3 separate regions of the Mus musculus genome follow, and regions 2 and 3 are each linked to region 1. The links are chromatin contacts, found by Hi-C or POLR2A ChIA-PET in ENCODE. All regions are on one chromosome and are shown on one strand. The core of a region is the stretch at or near the end of the contact, and the rest is flanking DNA. Distances in the headings are between cores, read along the strand shown. Region 1 holds the start of Rpl10 (ribosomal protein L10). Region 2 holds the start of Plxna3 (plexin A3). Region 3 holds the start of Fam50a (family with sequence similarity 50, member A).

What was found. Hi-C counts contacts between places; a loop is a spot of excess contacts on that map. ChIA-PET counts read pairs that join two places held with the same protein, here RNA polymerase II (POLR2A).
Region 2: POLR2A ChIA-PET joins it to region 1 with 18 read pairs in embryonic stem cell. The contact joins the promoter of Plxna3 here to the promoter of Rpl10 in region 1. POLR2A ChIA-PET finds 5 or more read pairs at or near these places in 4 of 5 experiments (Patski and embryonic stem cell).
Region 3: a loop to region 1 is called in a map of gastrocnemius, with 2.3 times the contacts of the local background. The contact joins the promoter of Fam50a here to the promoter of Rpl10 in region 1. A Hi-C loop is called at or near these places in 4 of 37 maps with a recorded cell type or tissue (gastrocnemius, heart and left cerebral cortex). POLR2A ChIA-PET finds 5 or more read pairs at or near these places in 4 of 5 experiments (Patski and embryonic stem cell).

Annotation. Positions count from the first base shown.
Region 1 is chrX:74,268,696-74,272,677 of GRCm38, forward strand. Rpl10 (ribosomal protein L10) reads left to right here and starts at 2,121. Exons shown (of 7, transcript NM_052835.3): 1 at 2,121-2,179; 2 at 2,284-2,329; 3 at 2,965-3,023; 4 at 3,105-3,212; 5 at 3,484-3,622; 6 at 3,977-3,982. The coding sequence starts at 2,307. It overlaps Snora70 (small nucleolar RNA, H/ACA box 70), which reads left to right and starts at 3,797; the gene lies at 3,797-3,925.
Region 2 is chrX:74,327,177-74,331,158 of GRCm38, forward strand. It overlaps Plxna3 (plexin A3), which reads left to right and starts at 1,890. Exons shown (of 33, transcript NM_008883.2): 1 at 1,890-2,039; 2 at 3,793-3,982. The coding sequence starts at 3,820. Gm39520 (a long non-coding RNA gene) reads right to left here and starts at 1,114. Exons shown (of 4, transcript XR_878127.3): 1 at 994-1,114; 2 at 554-619.
Region 3 is chrX:74,311,033-74,315,014 of GRCm38, forward strand. It overlaps Fam50a (family with sequence similarity 50, member A), which reads left to right and starts at 2,001. Exons shown (of 13, transcript NM_138607.3): 1 at 2,001-2,293; 2 at 3,645-3,729; 3 at 3,832-3,931. The coding sequence starts at 2,183. Gdi1 (guanosine diphosphate (GDP) dissociation inhibitor 1) reads left to right here. Exons shown (of 11, transcript NM_010273.4): 11 at 1-835.

The DNA of each region.
Region 1 (3,982 bases), core at 871-3,370:
GTGTGTGTGTGTGTGTGTGTGTGTGTGTGTGTGTGTGTGTGTACTGAGCCTGGCTGTATCTCAAAGAGCTGAAGGACACTCTGCCCTGTACACTGGCTGAAAGCATATCTCATGTAGTACAAACATCCTCATACAGGGAAGGCCTGGGAGACTGTGCTCCTGGGGATCAAGACTTACAAAGCAGGGCCATGCAGTTTCAAACATTTATACACATAAAGTAAATACATGTAAGGGCTGAAGAGATGGGTTAGCTGTAAGAGAACTAGTTCTTGCAGAGGATCTGAGATTGATTCCTAGTACCCACAGGGAGGCTCACAACTGTCAGTAACTCCGGTTCTAGGGGATCTGACACCCTCTTCTGGCTTCTGCCAGCTTCAGAAATGTATGCTGTACACTTGCATGCTTGCATGCAAAACACTCATACGAATATAAATGCATGGCTGGCTGTGGTGGCACAGGTCTTAGATCTGCACACATAGGTATGTGGATCTCTGTTTGCTGAAGGCCATCCTGATCTACATAAGTGAGTTTCAGGTCACCGGGGCTGACACACTCAGATCCTGTCTGAAGAAATAAATGTTTAATTGAAAAGGTGGTCAAAGCCGGGCGTGGTGGCACACACCTTTAATCCCAGCACTTGGGAGGCAGAGGCAGTCGGATTTCTGAGTTCCAGGCCAGCCTGGTCTACAGAGTTCCAGGACAGTCAAGACTACACAGAGAAACCCTTTCTCAACAAACAAACAAACAAAATGAAGAAAAATGTGGTACATTTGCAAAATGGAGAAACCCTGTCTTGAAAAACCAAAAAGAAAGATAAGAAAAGGTGGTCAAAATATATAGACTATTCTCATTTATCTCTCTCCAGCTAAAGAAACAGCCACCTCCACAACTGCACAAATACCAATCAGGTGGAGAGGACTGGCAGGACAGAACTGTTTTCAGAGGATAGATATCAATTTGTGAAGCCTCCAGGAACTGGATAAGTGTCACAGGGAAGCTATTTGGCAGAAGCAATCTAGTAGCTCTGGTTTGTGGCTGGGAATCTTAAATGTGCTGGAACAAGCTGGGCACATGTAACCAGGGAGCGGCACCATGGGATGTTGGGAGGGAAGGCCCTTGGTCCCTATACTTTTGTTCCTATCATGTCTCCCTAAGTGACACAAGAGGCACAAATTCATAGAGTCTGAGTGACTGATGATGCTCAGACACGTGCTCCTAGATCAGAACAGTGTTCCCGTTCTGGTGCCTCCCTAGATTGTAACCTTATATGGGAGAGTAGTTAGTGGTTAGCTGCCAATCCTTCTAGACACACCCAGATGTACATTTTGAATTCTTCATAGTGAAAAGAAGAGGTGTGCTACACCTAGTTTTTCTCTCGGAATCTGGGGCAAAGGAACTCCGACTCTCCTACTAGGGCGTGGCCCACAGCACCGCGACCCTCCTGGGGCTAGTAGGAAGTAATGATATCGCCATCGTCTTTGCCCAGTCTCCAGTCTCCCTAAGAACACGTCTTTTCCTGAGAATTAGAGTGGGGCGGGCCCAACTAGCGAGGAGGACAGTGAGCGCCTAACGGAGATTTTTTTCCTCTAAGGGAGATTTTAATTGGTCTCCTGAAAGCAATCAAGCACCTATCATGGTGCTCTTTGTTGGCTCTTAGACGTCAGCTTTGTGGGTGGGTCTCCAACCTCCCGGGTGACAAAGGAACTTCGGAGTCCCTACCATGGAACGTTCGCGCCATTTCCTGTAGCCTTGAGGAAGGCCTGAACCAGCACTCTAGAGCCCTGTAAGCAAAGGAACACCTCCGTGACGGTCCAGTTCCACTGAGAAAGACTCCCCTTTTCAAGTCTTAGAATATTGGCAATCATACGTAATAGCAAAACCTGTCAATGGCTCTCCGCCCAATATGGCCAGGCGGAAGCTGGTTTCTCTTGCCTATGTGTCGAAATCCCATTCGCCAGCATGCAGTTCCCTATTCCGGTATCCAGTCACCAATAAGCTCTGTGCTTCGTTCGGTCCCGCCTGGTACACATGCGCAGAGCAGCGCTGCATCTATGATCTTAGCGTCTGATAGAGCGTCGACACCACCCCCTGGCTGTAACTCTATGGTTGTTACAGTGGAAGATAGGCCGCCTATATAAGGCGTGAGCAGGCGTGGGAGCGTCTCTTTTCCTCTGGCGCGGTGAGTGAGTTCGGTCACGGTTTTTTACGATGGTCTCGTAATTTTTCTTTGGGATTTTTTTTACACTTATTCTGTGTCTGTATTCTTTGACTGTTTCATTACAGCCACCGACGATCCTATTGTCATCATGGGCCGCCGCCCCGCCCGGTGGTGAGTGCTGAACCCATGCAATCTTCCTACTGTGAAAACTGAGGGAAAAATGCATTTCTTTCGAAAGACTTTTTTTTTATGGGTGGACTCTCTGCCACTTAGAGACCCTGAAGTAAAGACTGACTTCGGGTTTTCTTTAATACTTTACTGGGACCTTTATTTTGAGGCTGTGGGTGGCGTTACCCAATACTAAAGCGCTTGGGTAGAACTAGCATGTCCGTGTGCATCCAATCCTCTGCGTCGCAAATGAGCCTTTTTACAACGCCTACCAGGCCTTCTTGGTCACTTTTGCGTCCGTCTTTTATTTCCGGCCTTGAGCTTTGTGGTTTTTAACAGGACACCAAGGGCTGACCAGTCCGTAGGCGCCGCCTAAACGCGTGTCCTGAAGAGGACGCCATATTCTCTTAACGTGGCTAAGGCGGGTCTTCTGTCACATGCTAGGAAAATTGTGATATCTCACCCAACTCTGGTTAGAGGGTGATGCTAGTGCATGATTCTTTTTCTGTTTTATAATTTGTGTAATTGTTTAACAACAAGTTGCCTTAGAATCAGTTACCCTGAATGGAAACTGGATTCAGAGCTGGTTTAGTCCTGTTGTCACCATTAATCACACCTGAGTTTCCTTCCTTCTATAGTTACCGGTATTGTAAGAACAAGCCATACCCAAAGTCTCGTTTCTGCCGTGGTGTCCCTGGTAAGTAGTGACAAACTTCGAACTGGATCGGTGTTTGTCTATTCCCCACTTCTCGAGAACTTTAAACCACGTGTTTTTCAGATGCTAAGATCCGAATCTTTGATTTGGGACGGAAGAAAGCAAAAGTTGATGAATTCCCACTTTGTGGCCATATGGTGTCAGATGAATATGAGCAACTCTCTTCTGAAGGTGAGACAGCTCCCATTTGTTAATTGGCTCTTTTTTTTTTTTTTTTTGGTTTTTCGAGACGGTTTCTCTGTAGCCTTGGCTGTCCTGGAACTCACTTTGTAGACCAGGCTGGCCTCAAACTCAGAAATCCACCTCCCAAGTGCTGGGATTAAAGGCATGGACCACCATGCCCGGTGTGTTAATTGGCATTTCTTGTGTACTTGTGGATTATATATTATAATTTATTCAATGTCCTGACACCCTGTTTCACTGCTGTTATTTCCCCATTCAGCACTGGAGGCTGCCCGTATTTGTGCCAACAAATACATGGTAAAGAGTTGTGGCAAGGATGGCTTTCATATCCGAGTGAGGCTCCACCCTTTCCATGTCATCCGTATCAACAAGATGTTGTCCTGTGCTGGGGCTGACAGGTAAGCTGGTGTTTTATTTGGTTTTGAGACAGGGTTTCTCTGTATCCCTGGCTGTCCGGGAACTTAATGTACACCAGGCATATCTGAGATCTGCCTGCCTCTGCCTCCCAAGTGATTAAAAACCACCACTGTCCAGCAGTATTTTTAGGGATTTCTTTGATTTTTTGTGCAGCTAATTAAGCCGACCAAGTCCCCTTTTCCCATGGGGACTTTGGTGTGCAATGGTTGCAAACAGCAGCCTCCTTGGTAGTGTATGTAGCCTATTATCTATATGGGCTGCCTCAAGGGACCTTGGAGACAATTTTCTGGCAGTTGGTAATCAGGCCTCTGATCACAATGTTGTCCCTGATCTAGGCTCCA
Region 2 (3,982 bases), core at 640-3,139, 58 kb after region 1:
GTTCTGCTCTGGCCTCCATACATGTGCAAAGTACAGATGCTTTCCACACTCATGTACTGACACATATGAATACAAAAGAAGTGCAATCCCAATTTTTGGAATGGTGGTAAAGGTAGAAAAAGTTATATGATCATTTCTAAACAAACAATACATAGAAGTGTTTCTAGTAATGTCTTAGGGTTTTACTGCTATGAACAGACACCATGATCAAGGCTACTCTTATAAGGACAACATTTAATTGGGGTTGGCTCACAGGTTCAGAGGTTTAGTCTATTGTCATCCAGACAGGAAGCACAGCAGCATTCAGGCAGGCATGGGGCTGAAGGAGCTGAGAGTTCCACATCTGGTTCCAAAGGCAGCTAGCAGAAACTGACTTCCAGGCAGCTAGGTATTAAAGCCCACACCCACAGTGACACACCTATTCCAACCAGGCTACACCTCCTAATAGTGCCACTCCCTGGCCCAAGCACATACAAAGAAGTAAGCAAACAGCCCAAAGAGGAAAACAAAAAAATGTGTCAGTTGATGAAAGAATAAATAAAATGTGGCTTACCCATGCAACAGGATATTATTTGGCCCCAAAAGGAAGTCTTGATCCATGGTACAACTCTGACAAAACCTGAAAATATTAAAAGAATGAGTCGACATAAAAATATATTTATATTGTATAGTTCCATTTATTTGAGATATCCTTAAGAGGCAACCCCACAGTCAGTAAGGACAGAGCGTTTCCCAGAGCTTGGGTATATATATATATGAGGGGAATTGAGACTGATAGCTAACTCCTACAGAGTTTCTTTTAGAAGTGATGAAAATGTTCAAGAATTAGATGGCAGAAATGGTTGCACATCTTTAGGATTATATTAAAACGCCACTGAATTGTCTGTATACATTAAATACAGGACTTATATGAAAACTGAATTATATCTCAATAAAGCGGTTTACAACGGAAAAAAAAAGAGGCTAGAAAGATGGCTCAATGGTTAAGAGCACCTGCTACTGTACTGCAGCTCTATGGTGTCTAATGCTCTCAGATGGTCTTCTTGGGTGCGTGCGCATGCACACACAAAGAATAACTGTAGCAGTGGAAAATACTTGTATTCCAGAACATGGGAAGGTGAAGCTGGAGGATCACTGTAAGTTCAAGGCCAGCCTGGGGTACAGTAGGAGGCACTATCTCAACACAACATGGAAAAAATGCAGCTGTGATGGCATAGACCCATAATGATCCCAGTATTGGGAGGATGAAGCAGAAGGGTAGTCAGTTCGAGACCACTCTGTACTAAAGGGAAAATAAATTCAAGAAAAAAAAGAGAAAGCAATGGAATTAAATCCCAGATTCAGCAGATTCAGAGTCATGGTGACTTGCTGAGGAAAGAACTAGGTGAAAATGGCTATAAGTTGCAGTACTCCAAGCTTCGTGGCGGGTATTAGCCCACCAGTTTATGGATCATTGGAGAAAGAGCCCTGAGTTAGGGGGCAATCTTTGTTTGTGCGGTTTTGTTGGACCGGCCAAAGCAATATCTTGCAACAGTAGCAGGTGGCCACGGGCTCCTGGAGGCGCGCACTCCAGGCCCAAGGGGGTGTGGCGCGGCCGCGCACAGATTCCAGGGTTGCTGAAGGCAGCAGGCGGGGAGCTGGGGGTGTGGAGAGGCCCGCGCCTAGGACTCAGCCATTGAGCAAAGGGGGCTGTTCTCAGGAAGGGATCCCCAGAGACCCATGAGAGGCTTGCTTCTTGCACTAGAGTCCTGGGCCCCAGGGCCTAGCGGCCTCCCCCAACCGCCATGCGCTCTGCTTCTTAGGGCCCCGGCCCGCCCTCTCTGGGAGCCCCCTCCCGGTGTGGTGGTACGGTCCGGGTTTAAAAGGCCCAGGCGGCCGCAGGCCAGCCCAGTGTGTGGGCGGCGGCGGTTGCAGATTTTGCAGCGTGCGAGGCGAGGCTGCGGGGCCAAGCGAGGGGGGCGGCTGTTGGGCACGGGGCGGGGGGGCACGTCCACGTGGCCACGGGTGGCCACCCCGAGTCAGTCGCGGTGGAGGGACAGGTAGGTGGTCGCCATCCTTAAAGCCTGTGCGCCAATAGTCTGCTGGATGGCAGAGGTTTCAGACAGCCTGGGGGTCCAGATGGTTTCTGGGGTCAGGCCCTGTCCCTCCCTACCTCTCCAGACCAGGCTTGCCAAGCACTCCGTACCCTGAGCGGGAAGAGACAGCCAACTCGATCATAGTCCTATTGGTTGATAGAACCCTTTTGTAGAGGAGGAGCAGCATCTCTGAGCATTGCTGTAGCCTCTGTATTGACTAAGGTATCTGCGGGTCTGCTCAGGGTGCCCCCATTGGGGGCAGGACTGGTTGGGTTCATGGCATAGAGGGGAGCATTGTGGAAGAGCGGGCTGTGGACCTGCATATTTATATGGAGCTTTCCTCATCATCGCGCTCTTTGCTGGCAGGACTGTAGCAGAGGGGCTGGGTGCGACTGTGATGCTTGAGGTTGCCACTTAGAGGTGGGGGCTGGGGTGGGGTCTTGGGCTGCCAATTACCACTTTCCAGGTCTCCTTTCCAACCTGTCCCGGCCAGTTCCTAAAATTTGGCTTTTCTGTAGAGTGTAGAAGAGGTGAAGGTAGGGTGCAGTCGCTTTTCTCTTTTGCTTTCCTTTCTTCTCTGGTTGTTGCATGAGGGGTCTGGGATGCAGACCCGACAAAAGAGCCCCAGAGCGCTGATCACTCTGAGCTGAAACTTGGCACTTTCAAGCTGGAATTGCTCCATGTTCTAGCAAATGCTGGCTTTTCTTTCTCTTTGCTGTGGCCCCCACCCCCCACCCCATTCTGAGTCCCTCCTGTGTCTCTTGGGAATTGGGCACTGAGAGGGTAGCACTGAGCTCTGCCCCATTAGTTACAGAGACACTGCTCTGCTGTCTTTGCAGCCTGGGGCTGGCTGGGTGTGGCCCGGGGGGTGAATGCCAGCATTGGCCCTATTTGTTTAGGGGAAGGGGTAGTACTCCATAGCCTTAAGGCTTCAACTGTATTTGAGGATGCTGGTTTCTACATATAATACTTCTGGGACTCTCAAAAGTGGGTTATACCCTTCTGCCAATATCCCTCTCTGACTAACCTTTGGCTCTTCAGGGAGAGCCACACAGGCCTGGCAGAGCATTTGTCTGCCTGTGTCTGAGCAAAGCTTGACTGATGTCTGTCTCAGCGAGAGTCTTGGCTTTGTGTTGCAGTGGAAAGGCCAGACAGCAGACTCCTGGATAAGCAGCCAAGGCCCTCAAAGGGAGAAAGCACCTGAGGCCATGAGTTGGAGATGTAGTGGCACTGAAACCAGTCTCAGGCCTTAATTCTCCAGAGCTTTGCTCTAGGACTCCTGCTAGCAGTGCCACTAACAGAGAAGCACCCCTGACCCCAACTTGTGTTTGTTCTCTCCCTGCATTTCCTAGTGTGTAATGTTAGGGTCCCAGTTCTGGGAGAACCTTCCATTCCATCTTTTCTAGCAGCTGACTCTGATGCCCCCTTGGGTGTGGCCCAGTTGAGACAAGGCCTCTTGGCTTCTTTCCAGTACAGGAGTGGGAGATGATTGATGGCCTGCAAGCTTGCCTGTGCTTGTCACTCATTCATTTGCCCTATTAGAGGCCCCTCCCCTCTTTCAGCCTCAGTCACCATCTGGGGCTTTATCATGTTGGATGAGTTGCCTGCCCCTCGATAGCACTGAACCTGGCCTGCCAGGTTCACTGGGTCAGACAGGGCAGAAGGAGGGAGAGTAGCTTGGGCCTGGGGCTGATTTGCACTTGCTGTCTCTCCTCAGGCCTGTCCCTCGTTACAGCTGCTGGTCATGCCCACTGTCTGCCTTCTCCCATTGCTATTCTTCACCATAGGAGGGTGCCTGGGTAGCAGCAGGCCATTTCGTACCTTTGTGGTAACAGATACCACTCTGACTCACCTGGCTGTGCACCGAGTGACTGGGGAGGTGTTTGTAGGTGCCGTGAATCGAGTTT
Region 3 (3,982 bases), core at 751-3,250, 42 kb after region 1:
TTTCCAGCATCTTCTGCTTCCCCTACCACATTCCAATCACCCACCTTATTGATTTTATTCACTGACCATATCCTTAACCTTAGGGATGGTTTGGGAGATGGGAGTTGGATAGTATCCTCTTTCTTGGTCTGTCCTTGTTCTAGGGAAAGAGAACTTTGTGTGTGTGTGTGTGTGTGTGTGTGTGTGTGTGCGCGCGCGCGTGCGTGTGTGTACGTGTGTGTACGTACGTGTGTGTGCGTGTGTACATGTGTGTGCATGTGTGTGTGCATCGTGCACCCCCAATTTTGCTGTTTGGGAAGGAGTGGAGGAAAAGCTGACCCCCACCCCCACTGCTCTTAGTCCCAAATGTAGTGGCCTTTGGAGATACCCATCTCCTCCCCCAACTCTTAGGTGTTGGAGAGAAGGGACCCTCCCAGCACAAAATTGCATTCCTCCTCCTCCTCCTCCTCCTTATAATTTATTCTAATTTATTAACTTTGGAGTAATTGTCTGAGCCCTCAGCCTTTCTGTGCAGCCTAGGGCTGTAGAGTGAGCTGCCCTGGCCTCTCCCAGTGCTGGCAAAGCCTGGGATGGGAGAAGATTTAGGTGTGACCCCCTCTGGAGGTTGATCTGTTTTGAATTTCTTTTGTGTTGTGTTCACTGAGAAAAAGTAATGTGAGCAAAGCAGAAGGAGGTAGGAAAGTGGATCCAAACCCCAGTGTACCCTGCCCCATGCCTTTTCCTTTAGTGGTGGGAAACCCTTACCTTGCAAAGTGAATGTGTCCCCTTCCCCAAGCTCTAGTATATTTCACAGAAAACAAAAACCTCCCAATAAAACTATTGAAACTTAAGCCTGGCTCTTTAGGTTCTCTGCTTTAAGGCTGTTTTGCAGGACTGGGGCAATTTAGCTTCTGGACTAGAACTGTATCCGCAAGGATCAAGGCAGGTGAAGTAGGTCATCTGGTGTTGGACGGGTCATCATTTACTAGTGGTTTCCAAATCAGAAGTCAGTGTGGAGGTTTTGGGTTCAAGGCTATACTGACCTCTCCGAAGCAGAATAGCACAGGTGAGATGGTTCAATGCATAAAGATATTTTCTATGTGACCCTGAGTTTGATCTTTGGAGCCCATGTAAAGGTGGAAGGAGAAAACTGATTCCACAATATGACCTCTGCACATGTTCAGTGGCTTGTGCACAACATGTAAACAAACACATTTAAATTTTTATGTGTATGGCTATTTTGCCTAGGTGGGTGTGCACAACTTGCATATCTGCTGCCTGCAGAAGCCAGTATCTCCAGGAATTGGAGTTACAGTCAGTTGTGAGCTATTTGAATGCTGGGGATCGATTCTGGGTACTCACCATTGCCTGAGCCATCTCCTCTGCCTCACACAAATTTTTAAAGGAGAGGTATCAGGAGTCTCAGTCCTGGGGGAGCAAAGGGACCTGGACCTAGCCTTGGATGATAGCTAAAAAAATTCAGCTGGGCAGGGGTGGCACACACCTTTAATGCCAGCACTTGGGAGGCAGAGAACAGGCCAATTTCTGAGTTTGAGGCCAGCCTGGTCTACAGAGTGAGTTCCAGGACAGTCAGCTACACAGAGAAACCCTGTCTCGGAAAAAACAACAACAAAAAAATCCAAGCAACCAAATGTGTCAGTGTGTGACCAAGCAGGAGGAAAAACAGCCTCCGTGGGAAGGGGTACACCTGACTGAGACATGGCTCTCAGTTCCATCATCCAAGTTGGGAGCAGCGCGCTCAGCCTTGGGACTAACAGAAAGAAGTTAGGAGGAATGGAGGGCCAGCTTAAGATAGCATTTAACTTTGAGGGTGTACAGGAAGCTAGAGGACCCAGCTCCATGTCACAAGGAACCAGCAGAAAGAACTGGTGATTTCGCATTGGGTATGGGATGAACTCGTCCGGCCTCCTGTGAGGCGGGGCGAGGTGCGATCACGTGTCAGAGCCGCGGGCGTAGGGCAGGGCCTGCGTCCGCACGTTCCCTGGTGGCTGACGTCACGCATCAGCTGACTAAATTGCCGCCGCCACTGCCGTCGCCGTCGCCTCCACGACTTCTCCAAGCAAAAGTCACTGTTGCCGCTGTCGTCGCTGCCAACGCCGCCGCTGCCGCTGCCGCTGCCGCTGCCGCTGCCGCTGCCTCCGCTGAAACCGCCACTGCCTTCGCTGAAACCGCTGCTGCCACCATGGCCCAGTACAAGGGCGCTGCAAGCGAGGCGGGACGCGCCATGCACCTAATGAAGAAGAGGGAGAAGCAGCGTGAGCAAATGGAGCAGATGAAGCAGAGGATTGCAGAGGTGTGGGCCAGGCCGGGGCACCTCAGAGCTTGCGCTCCGCGCGGACCCCCTGGCGGTCTCCTGCCACTCGTCTCTGGGAGACCTCAACAGTGGGCTATGAGTGCCCGGAGGGCGGGCCCCGCGTTGGTGGCGAGACTTGCTGTGCATCTCTAGTAACAGAAGTCAGCCGAGACAGTCTAATCTATAAAATGGGCTCAGTGTTGGTCCATGTCAGAGATGGGGAGCACACTGATGTTGGGTGAGACTCCTTGGCACTCCTCCTGAGTACAGAGCTCCCAGCCTTCCAATGCTTATTGGGAAGACCCCACTTCCTGTGGAGAGGCACAGGGGTATGCCACTGAGTCTCACTCATTACAGAGTACTAGAGTTTCTCCCAGGGTTTGTTTAGTGAGTGGTCGCTGCATTCAGAAGCGCGATACCAAGCTGACCACAGCTTGATCCTTTGGGCAAGACTCCTGAGAGGAGCAGGGGGCCTTAGCTCTCCAGGTGAGAGCAGGCCCTATCTGGGGAAGTGAGAAGACAAACGCCCAAACCAGTCTTCAGTTGGAAGTTTTTTTGTTTTGTTTTGTTTTTTGTTGTTGTTGTTGTTTTGGTTTTTTGAGACAGGGTTTCTCTGTGTAGCCCTGGCTGTCCTGGAACTCACTCTGTAGACCAGGCTGGCCTCCAACTCAGAAATCCACCTGCCTCTGCCTCCCAAGTGCTGGGATTAAAGGCATGTGCCACCATGCCCGGCCAGATGGAAGTATTGTCCACCCTCAACTATGCTTGTATAGACACCTAGTCCTACAGTTCCGGCCTCATTGCCTCATTGGCAGCTGGAAGTTTGCCTCTACTGGCTACTCATTTGGAGGTCCCTTCAGAGTACCTACAGGGCACTTATTAATATGGGGTCAGGCTGAAGAACAGTGGCCTTCCAGAGAGCTGCTGACAGCATCCTGGGCCAAAAAGGAGAATTCCAGGGTCTGGACATTTTGATCCCTCTTTTTTTTTTCCATTTATCTCTTCCTGAAATCCCGTGGCTTGGGTCTCAGGAGCTTCAGCTTAAAGGCTGAAGGTGAGTGGTGGTGGCTACAGATTACTGAGTGGGTGCTGGGCCCCAGCAGGAGACCTGAAGAGGGGGCCAGAGCAGTTCAGGGATGCCAAGAGAAGGACCTCCTTTGGTTCCTTTAGCCTTCCCAATTTCGTGGACCCTTCCAGACAGAAAAGGAAGGGAGGGTGTCTTTCTTTTCTAAGATCATGTCATAGCATGTTAAGGCACAAATTTCGAACTAGGGTCTAGAACCCACAGCCACTCTGTCACTTCCATAGTGAAGTGGTAGATGGCCTTCACTGATATGTCCCTCCTCTGCAGGAGAACATAATGAAATCTAACATTGACAAGAAATTCTCTGCACACTATGATGCTGTGGAAGCAGAGCTCAAGTCCAGTACTGTGGGTGAGCAGGACACATGTACCACCTTTTTTTTTAGTCCTAGGTGTCACTCTTTTGCTGGCCCTGGCTGACTAGCCTTTCTTCCCATGTCTTCTTGCCTCACAGGTCTTGTGACTCTGAATGACATGAAGGCCAAACAGGAGGCACTGGTGAAGGAGCGAGAGAAACAGCTGGCAAAAAAGGAGCAGTCAAAGGAGCTACAGCTGTGGGTCCCCCATCCTCAGCAGCTCTCCCCTCACAGTGCAGCTTAGCGCTT